2 separate regions of the Homo sapiens genome follow, and region 2 is linked to region 1. The links are chromatin loops, found by intact Hi-C in ENCODE. Cell type or tissue: PC-9. All regions are shown on one strand.

What was found. Hi-C counts contacts between places; a loop is a spot of excess contacts. Peaks named below come from ENCODE experiments on the same cell type or tissue, not always from the same donor. Only the 100,000 strongest peaks of a DNase experiment are listed, where the experiment ranks them.
Region 2: a loop joins it to region 1, with 6 times the contacts of the local background. A loop is called at or near these places in 3 of 110 quality-filtered maps.

What each region holds. Positions count from the first base shown.
Region 1 is chr9:20,508,212-20,516,211 of GRCh38, reverse strand. All of the region lies in intron 2 of MLLT3 (MLLT3 super elongation complex subunit), which reads left to right. Among named protein-coding and RNA genes, the nearest start is that of MIR4474, 9.9 kb to the right of the region's middle. In PC-9, no CTCF peak of the experiment used is centred here; a DNase peak (open chromatin) is centred at 3,881; H3K27ac peaks cover 2,486 bases.
Region 2 is chr9:20,576,061-20,584,060 of GRCh38, reverse strand. All of the region lies in intron 2 of MLLT3 (MLLT3 super elongation complex subunit), which reads left to right. Among named protein-coding and RNA genes, the nearest start is that of MLLT3, 42 kb to the left of the region's middle. In PC-9, no CTCF peak of the experiment used is centred here; DNase peaks (open chromatin) are centred at 3,160 and 4,320; H3K27ac peaks cover 1,301 bases.

The DNA of each region.
Region 1 (8,000 bases):
TGTGATGGGGATACTTTCTCCTCCTTCATGTGGGTCACAGGTGGGATTGGTGAGTCCTTAGCGGAGTCAGGAGATATCTGAGGCAGTGCTGGTGTTCATAGTCACAGACTCCTGGAGCTGGGTCTGGGGTTTATGGCTGACATCTAGATATCTCTTACTTAACTGGCTTTGCTTCTGTGTTTTATTTTTTTGTCATTAGGTGTTATGCTCCCATGGCACACAATATAACATGTCTAGTAACATTGCTTGTGAGTCTTTTTCTTGTATAAAAGCAAATAGATGTTGCTCTGGTGTGGAATATATATTGACTCAATTTTCTTCAGACATACTCCCCAGCCGCAGAGTCTTACATCAGGCGGTCTGTGCTTGAGCTTTGGGGAAGGCCACAGCCTGATCCGGATAAGGTCAATGGGGAGATCCTCAAAAGAGGCTGCTGCCTGTTATGACTCCGGCTGATGGCAACCATAGTAGAGGTGGCCACTTACTATGGTTGCCATATGGGACCCCAGGAGCTCGTCAGATAAACATCCAAAGAAAGAAAAATAATTATTTAGCTGCCTGGCCATTCTAAAAGATTTTGCCAAAAAGAAAAAACAAAACAAAAAACAAAACGGTGAGTATGGGGAGAAAAAGGGACTAATGATCTCACAGTCTCTGGCCATCCCAAGAAAAGGCTGCTGCCTAGAGATACCTTCCTCCTCCCCCATTTTCTCCTATCAGTCAGATATAGGAACTAAAAATGGTGTTGGCTTCAAGCCCAAGAGGGAAAGAAAAGGAACTTTAAACCCTATAGTCCCTATTCACCAGGTCCCGCAAGTATGCCAGTCCTAGATTACTTAAAATTTCAAAACAAACTTGGCCAAACTTCAGGCAGGCCCCTCAGCACTGAATGCCCTGGCCTACAAGTAGTGACATCGTTACATTTATTATAAACAATTGGAGCATTGCCTAAAAATTGTTCCTTGAGGCCTGGCGCAGTGGCTCACGCCTGTAATCCCAGCACTTTGGGAGACTAAGGCAGGTGGCTCACGAGGTCAGGAGTTTGAGACCAGCCTGGCCAACATAGTGAAACCCCATCTCTGCTAGAAATACAAAAAATTAGCCGGGCGTGGTGGCGGGCACCTGTAATCCCATCTACTAGGGAGGCTGAGGCAGGAGAATCGCCTGAACCCGGGAGGCAGAGGTTGCGGTGAGCCGAGATAACGCCACTGCACTCCAGCCCGGGCAACAGTGCAAGACTCCGTCTCAAAAAAAAAAAAAAAAAAAAAAAAATTGTTCCTTCAAGGTAAGAAACACTGAGAATCTCCTGCCTTGAAGATATTACTGGTGGTAACCAGGAAACACATTTCACTTCCTAGAACACAATACTGGTTTCTTGGAAGATGCTTTCAGTAGAACTTTCATGTCCCTGACAGGTGTTAGGTAATGATTTAATCGAGAGGCATAATGATTTCCTCAAACGACTCCTTTTCAAATCCCAGCCCAACAAATAAAGCCCTAACAGTTTCTATCTTGCCCTAGGTCATATCTTTATACATTTGTGATCTTGCTGCCATCCCATAAAGGCTGGCAGCTAGATCAAGGGCACATTCTTTCCTGGGACCTATTAAAAATAGATTGTCCCATGGGCCAGGCAGTTTCTCATTTGATATGGGGGACCTATTTGAGCTTAAATCTCCACCACCAAAAAAAAAATAAAAAAATAATAAAAACCCCTATATGGTACAGCTACATATCATTTTGTTGAATATTAGTCTCATTGCTACTGGTTTGGGTGTTTAATGGTTTACAGTCCAGAGGCCTGCATCAGCTCGAGTGGGCAGTCACTTAAAAAGCCATACCCCAGTCTCACATCCCAGATGATATCACCCAACCCAGGACCTCTCCATTGGAGATGACTTTGCCCCTGTGATTCCTTCCCCTGGGACACTAAAACCTCCACTCATCAGGACACAGGACATTTTTTGGTTTTCTTCCTGAACCCACTGTTTCCTTAGCCCATGATCCTGGTATCCTCCTTGTTCTCCACTCAAATGTACACCCCTACACTTCCATACTGCAAGGAAAATCCGGAATGAGTTACTACAATTAATGGTGACTGTTGCTTTCCTCAGGAGACACCTGCCTCGTATCAGTCAACCCCTTACTCCCTAGGGGAGAGGACCACCTACCCACTGGTGTCTTTCCCTACTACCCCTTCCAACTTTCCATCAGAATCTCCTGACTTGTGCCTCTGAATATGACCACCAAATCCACTTTCTCCTTACAGTCAGTGCATCCACCCCTCAGACTTACACTTATCTGACATTTAAAAACTGGTGCCCAGGCACCAAGATGTGAATTACAGTGAATTTTTATAATTTTATGTTGCTTCAGCATCTATTCTGAATCTAGGTGTAACTTGTTTCACACAGAAGCAGGGCTCAGTCATCCTTGACACACTATCCACTCCCTGCCTCCTCCCGGTTCCTCAGTGTGGTCGAGCCAGATACCTGCCGTGTACAACCACCTCCCTCATGGACATACAGATACAGCCTACTTGACTGACCCCCCGTACCCTGCATGGACTGCTGCAGATACGCCACGGTAGCCACTCTCATTCACAGTGTGACTCCACAGAACTTTTGCCTGCTTGCTCTAAACCCACCAACTAGAACTTCCCACAGGAAACCTGCTTGGTTAGTTCCCTGGACCCCAATAAAGGCCTTGGCCCATAGCTCATTTCTCTCTGGCTGCCCATCTGCTGGTTGAGTGCATTTCCCTGCCATCTTGTCTTTCGCCCGCATTGGTACTCCTCCTCTCACCAATTTGTCGTACGTTGCTTCTGGTATTTCACATGTTTGTGTTGTATTTCCTCCTCTGTGTCTCATCGGACTGACAGACCCAGACCTAATTTTCCTCTTAGTCAGAGCTCTCCCAGAGAGTGGCTATCTTGGGAGGAATAAACTGGACACAGGTCAGACAAGGGCCACAAGGGTACCTGCCAGTATAAACCAGTTTCCTGTGAGAGGGACACCTGGTCACAGGTCAGACACTTAGGCATTAGGCTGTCTGCCAGGATGAAGAAGGATCTCATGAAAGGTACACTGTAAATATCTACAACTATATTTCCTAGAGCCCTATCAGGGCAAGACTAGAATTTATGGCTACTCTCCAGAGAGATACCCCCAAAACCAAATTGTAGAGAAATATAACAGAGCCTCACTTACAGTTCTTAATATGGTGTCTTATGTGTAGTGGATGTTTGATCATTTGTATTGAATTGTCCTATACCGTGGAGTATGTATGTATTATTTACTTAGTCACTTTATAGCTTGTGTTGCAAAATGGGCAATGCCATAAACAGGAGTTCTAACCAAAAGACAGGCTCTGCAAACTGCATGCTTAGTGTGGAGATGCGTTTAGTCATGTACTGTGCTTTGTGGCAGTATAGTTAGAAGCAGTTGTGGTGATGGTCATAGCTATTTTAGTAACTTCAGTTACTGACTTCTGGGAACAAAGTTTCTTGAAAATAAAATCAGCTGCATTAAAAAACCAAAAACAATAAATGAACTTTGCTTAATGACATAACATGGCATGCTAGTGAAACAGCATTTTTAACTATTAAACTTAGGGGGTGTATAGGATAAAAACACTTGTACTCATAGATGCTGTTTATAATGTATAGTTAGGGGCAGTGGTTCTGCAACAATAGCCATTATCAGAATCAGAACAAGCTAGACTCTTCCCCCAAAGTTTCTGATTCATTAAATTTGGGGTGGGGCCTGAGAATTTGCACTTCCAAAGGTTCCCAGGTGGTGCTAATAGTTCTGGAGTCACAGTTTGAGAGCCACTGTTTTAAGGTTAGGAGAACATACCAACCTATCAAAGTGGGCGGGCATCTGATATTGCTGATTCATGGTGGCATGCTGTTGCTGTATTAAACATCTAAGAAAAATCTACTGTGGAGTGAAAATATGATTGCTAATGGAATTTCAGATCAGGAGCCAGATAGGGAGACATCTGTTGTTCCACAGTCCGTAAAACAGCACCATTGCAGCCTTTCTTGGAGGCATATCAAGAATGAGTATTTTAGGTTAGTATTTATTAAAGGAATACTTTTGAAAGCTTGCTCTTGTAGTGCTAGGTTAAGTGCATGAAGAGGTCTGTGTCTCATCTTCAGCTCAGACTTGGGGGCTTTTTTCTTTTTATTGCTCCAGCAAGGTCAACTAGGCTTTATGCCTCTCCTACTCAGGGATGGGCTTCTTCTATTTTAGAACTCTGTACTGGTAATGCAATTCTGAGGCTGCTCTCTGCTCCACAGAGAAGAGTGCTGTGATAGATTATTAATGTCTGCTGTGGCTACTGTTGCCCTTCTCTGCCTTCAGTATGAGCACTTATAGGTGTTCCTCTTCTAAGCTTTACTTGCTGAAGAGGAAGGAGAGGCAGAGGTGTGTGTGTGTGCATGTGTGTGCGCATATGTATGTATGTATGTGTATCTGTGATGTCTGTGTATCTGTATGTGATGCATTTAAAAAAAAATCTTACATATTTTCTTAGGGACTATGTTGTGAGGCTGGAGTACAGTGGCTATTCATAGGCTCTGTCATAGGCCATGAAATCCTGGGCTCTAGCTGTCCTCCTGCCTCAGCCTCCCAATGTATGTGATACATTTAATGATGCTTCATAGCATAACGCCTTTTCTACCATCTTATAATGTAATTCACTGTTGCTTTTACTTCTGGTAATAGTTTGAGAGAAGGAATTGTACTGTAAAGATTCCAGCTTGTAACTCATTGTGTTATACTTAAAATTTCTTGGTAGATTAATTTTTTTGTGTTTGAAGAAAAGGTATTGCAATTGCAATTTTTTATTATTTGCATATGTTTGTATTTGCATATATTCTTTCCAATACTGGGTCTGATCAGTTTCATTTGTTCTTAATTATTTATTTTTTTCTTGAAGTTTTTTTTAAATTACAAAAGTAATACGTTTAAGTTTTATAACTCAGTCACCCCAGAAATTAATAAGCATCCTTCCATATGAACATGCACACACACATACACCACCACTCTAGTATTAGGCTCTAATAGACATGTTTAAAATGTTTTAATTTGTTTTAAATTTTATAATATTAAATAATACCAGTCACATGATTATTCTCTGACTTTAATTTTTCACTTAAACATATCTTGGACTTATTTTGAGGTTAATAGATGCAGATATATAATTCATTATTTTTAATGGCTGCATAATATTCTATAGAGAGAACCAAATGTGATTTATTTAGCCTTTCTGGTATTGATGGCAACCACATTTCCAATTTTTGTTCTTTTAAGCAGTAATGGCAAAGCATTCTTGAGTACATATCTTTAAATGCTGGTGCTTTAGTTCAGTTGAATAAACACTGAAAGTGGGATTCCTAGACTAAAGGATGTATAATTTAAAAAATTTAAATAATAACATTTTACCAAATGCTTTCTGGAAGATTGTAGAAACTTTCAAACCCCTCTCCCAAGTAATGTATGAAAATGTACATTTCCTTATAGTACTACCAACTCTGAATATTAACAATCACCAAGTTTTTGCAAAATGGATCTTTTTTTTTTTTTTTTTTTTCTGAGATGGAGTCTTGATCTGTCGCCCAGGCTGGAGTGCAGTCATATGATCTTGGCTCACTGCAACCTCTGCCTCCTGGGTTCAAGCGATTCTCCTGCCTCAGCCTCCTGAGTAGCTGGGATTAGAGGTGCACTCCACCACACCTGGCTAATTTTGTGTATTTTTAATAGAGATGAGGTTTCACCATGTTGGCCAGGCTGCTCTTGAACTCCTGACCTCGTGATCTGCCCACCTTGGCCTCCCAAAGTGCTGGGATTACAGGTGTGAGCCACCGCGCCTGGCGGCAAAATTGATCTTTTATTTGTGTATCTCTGCCAACCAGTAAGGTTGAGTACCTTTTCGCATATTTTAAGTTTATTCACATTTCTCCTATTCATTGCTCATTTTTTTCCTTCTTGGATTCTTTTTGCTTATCAAGTTGTTGGAATTCTTTAAAGACATTAACTCTTTTTCAGATGTGTTACACATATTTTCTTCTAGTTTATCATTTGATAGTGGTGGTGCCTTGCTCTTTCGCCAAGCAGAAATATTTAATATTTATCTAATATAGCCTGTCAGTCTTTCCTTCATGGTTTTAAAAATAGAATTTTAGGGTTTATAAAACATTTTCACATTTGATTCACATAATTCAGCTAAGGTAATGTTGATATTCTCATCTTTATGAAGAACCTGAGCTTCCAGGAAGCCAACTGGCCTGCCTAAGTTTGTAAGTGGTGGATATCAGATGTAAAAAAAAAAAAATAATAATTGTACCCTGATCATTATACTGTGCTCTGATTGACAGTTCTTTTACAATAAAACTTAGTTAATCATTTGGCAGGATATAAAACAAAAATATGTGGTAGTAATGAAATATCTGTTTTCAAGGCTATGTGTAAGACAAAGTTCAGGTTACATTTCGTTTGTTAGTGAAAGATGCAGTGCCATGTACGTTACAGCAGTGACTTGAACTGTGCTATTAATACAGTCTTGGCGTGGTGGCTTATTTTTAACATGGTATCATACAGTATTTCAATTATTTATGCTTAAACAAAAGCCAAAACCTCAAGTGTTGTAGATATTAATGCTTAGGAGAAAGACCAAGGTAGAAGAGAAACACATCTTCAACAAATTCAAAAGGGCCACCTCTTACTCAATGCCTGGGTGTTTCAATGACTTAAAGCCACTACAAGCACAACTAAAGAGTGAGAACCATTTTTATCTAGAGTCAAAGAATTATAAAGAAACAGTAAAAGCTTTTCCCCCACTACATTTCAGCTGAACTTTGAACAGAATAAATATACCTTTCAGTACATATTTTAATGAGTATACTGTCCATGGTGAACATACTTAAAAAAAAGGAATCCACCATAAAACAAAAAGATTGCCATCTTTGGTAGACTTCAGTGATTTGTGCTACCAGATGTTCTGGGTACCCAGTCTGGACTCTGAATGGAGAGAGTTTGAAGAACCCACTCAGAACTGGAGTTCATTAGATCTTCATGGAATGTAAACGGTTGTGGGCATTGTACATACATCATATGCAATATGAAGCCTAGGACAATAGATACCTCTCTTGCATGAAAAGAACAGAGACCTTGTGCTTCTGATTCCCACTGATGTACATTGACCTGTAATTCCTTGTCATGTCTTCACCACCCCTTTCCAAACACACAATCACCAGACTTTAAAAATGAAATTATTTAAAATGAAATCATATACCATATTCTTTTGGTTATGAGTTCCTTGAGGATGTAGAGACGACAGCCATATGAATTAGTGATACCATAAAATGGAAATGTTTTTCAGTATTGTAAAATGGGGATGCTTAGCCATATTTTGTTTTTGCTGGACCTATGGGGTTTATAGATACTTATTTTATACTTCCATTAGTGAACATGTCAAATCTTTTTAGCCGTTTGGGTTTAAAACTTTTTTTTATGAATTTATTACTTTTTGTTCTGTTAAGTTTCTTTAATTTACGAGGCTAGTCTACTTGAATTGTATGAAGTCTGACTTTGTAAAGCAGTGGTTTGTTCTTACCCATCTAAATCATTTCTTGTGCCTGAATTTTTAATCTTTTGTCTTCTTCATTCTTTACCTCTAAGATTTACTTTCAGTTCCTCCCTACAGTTATGACTGGGGTTTTGTTGACTAGAATTTCTTCTGCTTTAGGTCTCTAGATCCTGGGATGATAGTGTTGGCACTGCGGTAGTGTCCTCTCCTATCTCTTTCTACCATCTGTAAACACTTTCATTCTCCTTTTAGTGGATGGGCCTCCTGAGGATACATGATGCAGAGTGTTTGTGAAAGGAAACTGATAGGACTGAAGACATTTTTCTTTATAAAAGGGGAAGGGCGGAATGTGGGGTGAGAGGTAAGGGAATGGATCTGTTGTCATCCTTACTTGTTTCAAGTGTTCT
Region 2 (8,000 bases), 68 kb before region 1:
AGAGATGAGTTGGGTGCTGTTAAAAGCATTTAGTTTTAAAAGGGAAGCAGAGCATAGAAGTTTCAAAAATTTGCAGCCTGATAATGTGATAGAAAAGAAAACCCCATTTTCTGGGGAGAAATTCAAGCCCTCTACAGAAATTTGCATAAGTAGCAAGGAGCCTAATGTTAATCCCCAAGACCATGGGGAAAATGTCTTCAGGCCATGTTAGAGACCTTCATGGCAGCGCCTTCCATCACATGCCCAGAGTCCCAGGAAGAAAAAGTGGTTTTGTGGGCTGGGCCCAGGGTCCCCATGCTGTGTGCAGCATAGGGACTTGGTGTCCTGTGTCCCAGCTGCTCCAGCCATGGCTGAAAGGGAACAACGTACATCTTGGTGTCTGGCTTCAGAGGGTGGAAGCCCCAAGACTTGGCAGCTTCCATGTGATGTTGAGCCTGTGGGTGCAACAGAAGTCAAGGATTGAGGTTTGGGAACCTCTGCCTAGATTGCAGAAGATGTATGGAAATGCCAGATGCCCAGGGAAAAATTTGCTGCAGGGGTGGGACCCTCATGGAGAACCTCTGCTAAGGGCAGTGTGGAAGAGAAATGTGGGGTCGGAGCCCCCACACAGAGTCCCTACTGGGGCACTGCATAGTGGAACTGTGAGAAGAAGGCTACTGTCCTCCAGACCCCAGAATGGTAGATCCACCGACTGCTTGCACAGTGCTCCTGGAAAAGCCACAGACACTTAACACTAGCCCATGAAAGCAGCAGAGAGGGAGGCTGTACCCTGCAAAGCCACAGGGGCAGAGTTGTCCAAGACCACGAACCCACCTCTTGGTATCAGCACGATCTCTATGTGAGACCTGGAGTCAAAGGAGATCATTTTGGAGCTTTAAAATTTGAATGCATGGGCCCTGTAACTCCTTTGTTTGGCCAGTTTCTCCCATTTGGAATGGTTGTATTTACCCAATGTCTGTACTCCCATTGTATCTAGGAAGTGACTAGCTTGCTTTTGATTTTACAGGCTTATAGGTAGAAGGGACTTGCCTTTTCTCACATGAGACTTTGGACTGTGGACTTTTGGGTTAGTGCTGAAATGAGTTAAGACTTTGGGGGAGTATTGGGAAGGCATGGTTGGTTTTAAAATGTGAGAACATGAGATTTTGAGGGGCCAGGGGTGGAATGATATAGTTTGACTGTGCCCCCACCCAAATCTCAATTTGAATTGTATTTCCCAGAATTTCCATGTGTTGTAGGAGGGACCCAGGGGGAAGTAATTGAATCATGGAGGCCGGTCTTTCCTGTGTTATTCTCACGATAGTATGTCTCACAAGATCTGATGGGTTTATCAGGGGTTTCTGCTTTTGCTTCTTCCTCATTTTTCTCTTGCTGCTGCCATGTAAGAAGTGTGTTTCACCTCCTATCATGATTCTGAGGCCTCCGCAGCCATATGGAACTGTAAGTCCAATTAAACCTCTTTTTCTTCCCAGCAGCATGAAATGGGTATGTCTTTATCAGCAGGGTGAAACAGGACTGATACAAGTGCATATTGCCAATTGAAAGAAGCCAATCTGAAAAGCCTACATATTATATGACTTCAATTTTATAACATTCTGAAAAAGGTAAAACTATGAAAACAATAAAAAGTTCAGTGGTTGCTGGGGGTTTGGTGGGGAGGAAGGAAGGGACGAATAGGTAGAACATGGTGGGATTTTTAGGGCAGTGAAACTACTTTTTTTGATACTGTTATGAGTGGTTACATGACGTTATACATTTGTCAAAACCCATAGAACTTCCGTACAACAGAGAGAGAAAACCCTAATGTAAGGGATGGACTTTAGTTAATAGTGTGTCAATGTTGGTTTATCAGTTGTAGCAAATGTACCACCCCAATGCAAGATGTTAATAATAGGGGAAAATGAGAGCCAGGTAGAGTGGGGAGAGGGAATATGTAAGAACTCTCTGTACTTTCTGCTTAATTTTTCTGAAACCTAAAACTGCTTTAAAAAGTACAGCTTATTGGTTTTTTAAAAGAGTATTTTGGATTCACCTTAGTTTTGTAAGGAGAATAATTTAATATAAAAAATTAAAAATATTTTTCATTGCGGCTGGATTGAGCATCAGATATAGAACTTTGTTCTGTGGTTTCAAAAATAGGAGAGAAAAGGTTAGGCTCTTTTAAACCTGAGAGAGGGTTGCTCTCCTTAAATAGTGATATAGAGCCTTAAATGCATTTCTGTTGTTGTTGTTGATCACTTAGAGAAATAGCCAGAGGTAATGGTATTCCTCTTACCAAATTGAAGGATTAGCTCTGTAGAAATGTTGAATTTTAAATGTTTTCCTTGTACCTGATAGAATTGCATAGTGTTCCTGCATCTTATATGAGAGGTAGTTTAAGGTGCTTCATCAACTGTGGATGGAATCCTCAAAGTCCAGTCTCTGATTGGCTGCCAGGGGCCTAAACAGGTTGAATATTTTAATCAACTATACAGGAGTCAACCATCCCAAGAGTTAAAGAATTGCATAGATCCTTTAGTTTAAGGGAAAAAAAATTCCAAGTGAATTTCTGGTGTGAATTAGGGAAGACTTATTTACGTTGCCCTTTAAGTCATTAAAGTGGCCTCTTAGAACTCCTGATTTAATGAAAAGATAAAAATGTTTTGTAATTAGCAGATCAAAGTACTGCTGTGGATGGTGTTTACATTGTCAGTATGTAAATTAAATTTCTAAAGGGAAAGAAAGAATTTGTTTAACACCTCTTTAATTTTGTTTATGTAATTTCTTGCTTAAAAATCTCTTCCCACTCCCACTTACCATAAATGATCCTAAAATAAACACTAACTTACCACTCTCACCTGTGTATCAAAGAACTTGAGAAACAGCAATGTCTGAATTGTTGAACTTTGCTATATTTAAGACAGATTGAGTTTATCCTCCAAAAAGAAACATGGTCTTGAAAGGTTCGTTCAGCAGTCCTAAACTATAAATGAATCCACTGATAAATGGAATTTAAAGAAGCACCAAAATAAACGGGTGTGTTCATAGTCATTTTGTATTGGAATTTGGCAATATCCTTTTGTACAAATTACCAAATGCAGTGTAGCTTGGCATGCATTGCTTGTTTGGAATATAATGTAGGTTTAAAAACAAAATATGTTGACAGAGGCTTTTCTGTTCAGGTGGTTAGGCAGGTTAGCCCTGTGTAAATTGTTGTAGTTCTGGTTCAGTTCCTCTGAACTGGAGGGAGGGGTGCTCTCCTTACACATTGCTGTGTATGATTAGAATGCTACGTCTAATACAGTAAATATTTTATACAAAAATGAATTTTGACTGCTTTATTTCAAGGCTTTACCTCTAGCCATGTTTGTGAAGGAGTGTGTGAAGAAAACATTGATAAGCCATGCCTATGTGAAAGGAAAACTATATTATATTTCAAGTCATTCCATCCCTAGTCACTTTTTGATTAGCAGCCTTGGTCTTCTTCAGGACTAACCATTATAGGCAGAGTGTGCACAGGTTCCAGATAAAACTGCTCAAAGCAAATGGATTAAAAAAACTGTCCAAGAGAGTCTAAGAACTTGTTTTATGAAGAGTCTTGGCTCTCCAATGGTGAGTCCCAGTCTGAATTTATTCAAGACTGAAAGAAGTTGGAGCATGTCTGTGCAAGGGTATTTTTCAAGAGATTTTCTCTAAGAAATCGAGCTTAAAAAAAAAAAAGTCAAGTTAACTAACGTAACATGCAAAGTGTTAGATGGGACTCTTATCACTGTCTAGTTACAGCAATGGAAATTATTATTAATTTCCATAAATGGAGAGAAGGGATTTAACCTTTCTGTTTTGTTTTAAGAGTTAATGCTAATTAAATGCTCCCAAGGAAGAAAGAGTAAAGTAGTGGATAGCATTTGCATTTATGACCATTAGCATGGCTGGGGTTGTGCCTGTGTGAATGACTAAGATGAGTAGACTTTTTGTACTGTGAGACTGTGGTAGCTGAGCCAGAGCTCTTGGGTCTTGCTAAGGTGGTAAGAAGCTATGGCTTTCTTTATTTAATGGGCCTGTTTAGTGTAACTGGGATAGGACCTCACTGCTCCCTATTTACCTCACACGAGTCTGGTGAGATTTAATTAGTCTTACTTACAAAAATCTGCCTGGGGTCTACTTTAGGGTCTGAATTCACCCAGTGTCTTCTCTCCCCCTAGAGAAAACAAAAGGTTTCTCCCTCTTTGCTACCTAGGCATCCCATACTGAGCTCTGTGGATCACCAGGCTGGAGGCCTCACCTTTATGCTGTTACCATGTCCTGTCTAGCCTCTCATATGTGTCCCTAACTTGATTTGGACTTAGTAGTGAGTAAAAAGGGTGGGGTTAGAGCAAAGAGCTCTTTTACCCTAACCACAAGTCCACATTTCCTCATACCATACTTTACTTTCTCATAGGAAATTAATTTTGTGTGCCTCCATAATGGCTCTCATCAACTTCTTGTTTTTTAAAAGTTTATATTTTTTTATTCATGCGTCAGAATTGTGAAGAAATTATTTGGATACTTAGAAATCTTATTTGGAGAGATGTTTTTAAAAAAGTCTTCTCATGGGCTCTTTGTAGAAGGACATTTCCTCTTGTTTCTCGATGATACCAAGTTGTTTTGTTCTTTTGTATATATATAATTTTCATTTCTTCTCATTTCTTAATTTTTTTTTCTTTTTAATAGAGATGGAATCTTACTCTGTTGCCCAGGCTGGAATGTAGTGGCGTACTACTCAAAGCTCATTGCAGCCTTTGACTCCTGTGCTCAAGTGATTTTCCCATTGAGCCTCCAGAGTAGCTGGGACCACAAGCATACGCCCAGCTAATTTTAAATTTTAATTTTTAATTTGTTTAGAGACGTAGTCTCACTGTGTTGCCCAGGCTGGTCTCAAACTCCTGGCCTCAAGCAATCCTCCTGCACTTCAGCCTGGGATTACAGGAGCTGCGATTACAGGCACGAGCTATCATACCTGGCTTGATTTATCCTGTTCTTAACCCTTCTTTCAAAAATTGTTAAATGTTTTACATTCCTTAAGGTAAGCAACGCTGTACAATAGAAATATAATGCAAGTCACAGTTGCAATTTTAGGTTTTCTAGTAGCTTTACTCGAAAAAGTAAAAAGAAACAAGTAAACTTAATTTTAACAATATAATTTATTTAACTGAATATATCCAAAATATCACTTAACATATCTATAAATAATTAATAAAGTATTTCACTTTTTTTGGTGAAGCCTTTGGAATCTGGTATGTATTTAGATTTCATAAAATATCTACTTGGAAAATGTTAGCGTCATATACTTGAATTGTTCCCAATATAATGTTCAAGGGTTTTCTAGTAATTGATCATATTTTAAAATTTTTAATTAATTAAAATAAAATATAATTTAAAATGCAGGTCCTCAGTTGCACTAGCCACATTTGACGTGCTCAGTAGTTGCGTATGCCTGGTGGTTGCTGTATTAGATATCATAGTGTTCTTGACCTGTCATTCTTTATTTGATATGTTTCCCATCTTCTCTTCTTTTTCTTTTTCTTTTTTTTTAGAGACGTAGTTTCTGTGTTGACCAGGCTGGTCTTGAACTCTTGGCTTTAAGCAGTCCTCCCACCTCTGCCTCCCAAAGTCTTGGAATTACAAGTGTGAGCCACCACGTTCAGCCCCATTTTCAGATAATGAAACTGAGCCCTGGATTAGTAATCAATCCCTGTTTTTCATTATGCTTCCATAATACTTAGAATAGATGTTAGTTCAGAGTGATTCAAAATTTTAATACATCTTATGTGCCAGATATGACTAGGGAAGGGAGGACTTACATGGACTTCTTTTGAGTTTATCTAGCAGTTCTTACATTCTTATTTAGTCAAGGTCAGCAGAAGAGCTGACTGTAGTACAGATCCTCCAAATTGTTGTCTATCTCTTCTATCATGCCAGCCACTAATAATTCCCTTTGTGGTGGAGTATTTCCTTTTGCAAATGATAGGAACTTAAAGGAATCCTTTTCTGTTTAGTAGTATGTAGGTCTGGATTCAGTTGTTGATAGCAGAGACCACTTTAGCCAGTTTTAGCAGGGAGAGATTTGATACTGGGAACTACAGAGGATACTGGAGGATCAGGTTTTAGGTTAAATTTCTAGGAATGATTCCCAAATAATATAGAACTGGCCAGCCAGGAAAACTGCTATGTCTGCTGTAATCAGGAAGCTGAACACATGAGCAGTCTTCCATTATCACAGCAGCAGACTTCAAGACCCTAAAGCCTAGCTGGCAAAATGGTGTGTGTGTTCACTCTTCTCCCTTGAAGCTGAAAACTAAACACTAGGATTTATTCAGAAGCACAGCCCCACCCCACAGTGCTTATTTCTACCTTTCGAATCTGTCATGGCTGTGTCTGGCAGAAGTCTGTCTTCTATTGTGCAGTAATGGGGCTAGAATGGATTTGAATGGACAAGTCTGTGATAATTGCCCAAGTGGTTGGTATATTGGTATGAAAGTGAGAGATGGTCAAGGTGAATCTTTGCTGAACCTGGGGCTCTTTGTCTTGCTGGGAGAATTTCACAGAGATGTTGAAAAGGTACATGGGTTAAGAGAACAGGCGCTGTGAAATGAAAGTTGTGTTTTCTTCTCTGGAGGGCATTTCTTCAGATTCATATCATCTGAAAAGATAAAAACAAATGGTTATACTCCTGGATCAAACTTTATTATGTTGTGTTTTGAAAGATCTCAGAGCCTAACTCCACGTGAATATATCAGGTTAGTGTCTAGCCTACTTCATGATTTTTTTGTGCATCTGAACATTCAGGGCCTTAAAAATAGGAGGGAAGCAATACTAAATTGAAATGTTGTCCTACTATTGCTTTAACTGGAGTTATTAAATATATTAAATTTGTGTGGTGATAAATCACCACACAGAACAGTGTATAATTTTAGAAGAGACAGGTAGAAAGAGTTATATGTTTTGGGATTTTTAGAGGTCAAGATAATAGACATTGGACAATGTTGCAGGATTACTCCTGGTTTGAAAATAAAGTACAGGTATACTTCATTGTATGGTGCTTTGCAGATATAGTGTGATTTGGTTTTTGAGATGAGATCTCACTATATTGCCCAGACTGGTCCCAAACTCGTGGGCTCAGGTGATTCTCATGACTTAGCTTCCTGACTAGCTGGGACTACAGGCATGTGCCACCACATCTGGCTGGATATTGTGTTTTCGTAAGTTGAAAGTTTGTGCCACAACCCTTCATTGAGCAAATCTATTTGCTCCATTTCTCCAACAGCATGTGTTCACTTTATGTCTCTGTGTCACCTTTTGGTAATGCTTGCAGTATATCAGAATTTTTCATTATTATCGTATCTGTTATGGTGATCAGTGATCGTTGATGTTACTATTGTAATTGTTTTGTGTTGCCATGAAGCGTGCCCATATAAGATGGCGAACTAGATATATGCTGTGTATGTTCTGACTGCTCCACTGCTCCAGTCATTGTCTCATCTCTCCTCCTCTCCTTGGACCTCCCTATTTCCTGGCACAACAATATTGAAATTAAGCCAATTACACATCTTTCATTTGAAATCAAAAGCTAGAATTATTAAGCTTAGTGAGAAGACCATGTCAAAAGCCAAGATGGCCAAAACCTAGATCTCTTGTGCCAAACACTTAGCCAAGTTAAGAATGCACAGGAAAAGTTCTTGAAGGAAATTAAAAGAGCTACTCCAATGAACACATGAGTGATAAGATAGCAAATAGCCTTATTGCTGATATGGAGAAAGTTTTAGTGGTCTGGATAGAAGATCAAACCAGCCACAGCATTCTCTTAAGCCAAAGCCTAATCCAGAGCAAGGCCTTAACTGTCTTCAACTCTGAATGCTGAGAGAGGTGAGGCAACTGCAGAAGAATAGTTTGGAGGTTGTTTTATGGGGTTTAAGGAAAGAAACCATCTTCATAACATAAAAGTGCAAGGTGAAGCAGCAAGTGCTGATGTAGAAGCTACAGCA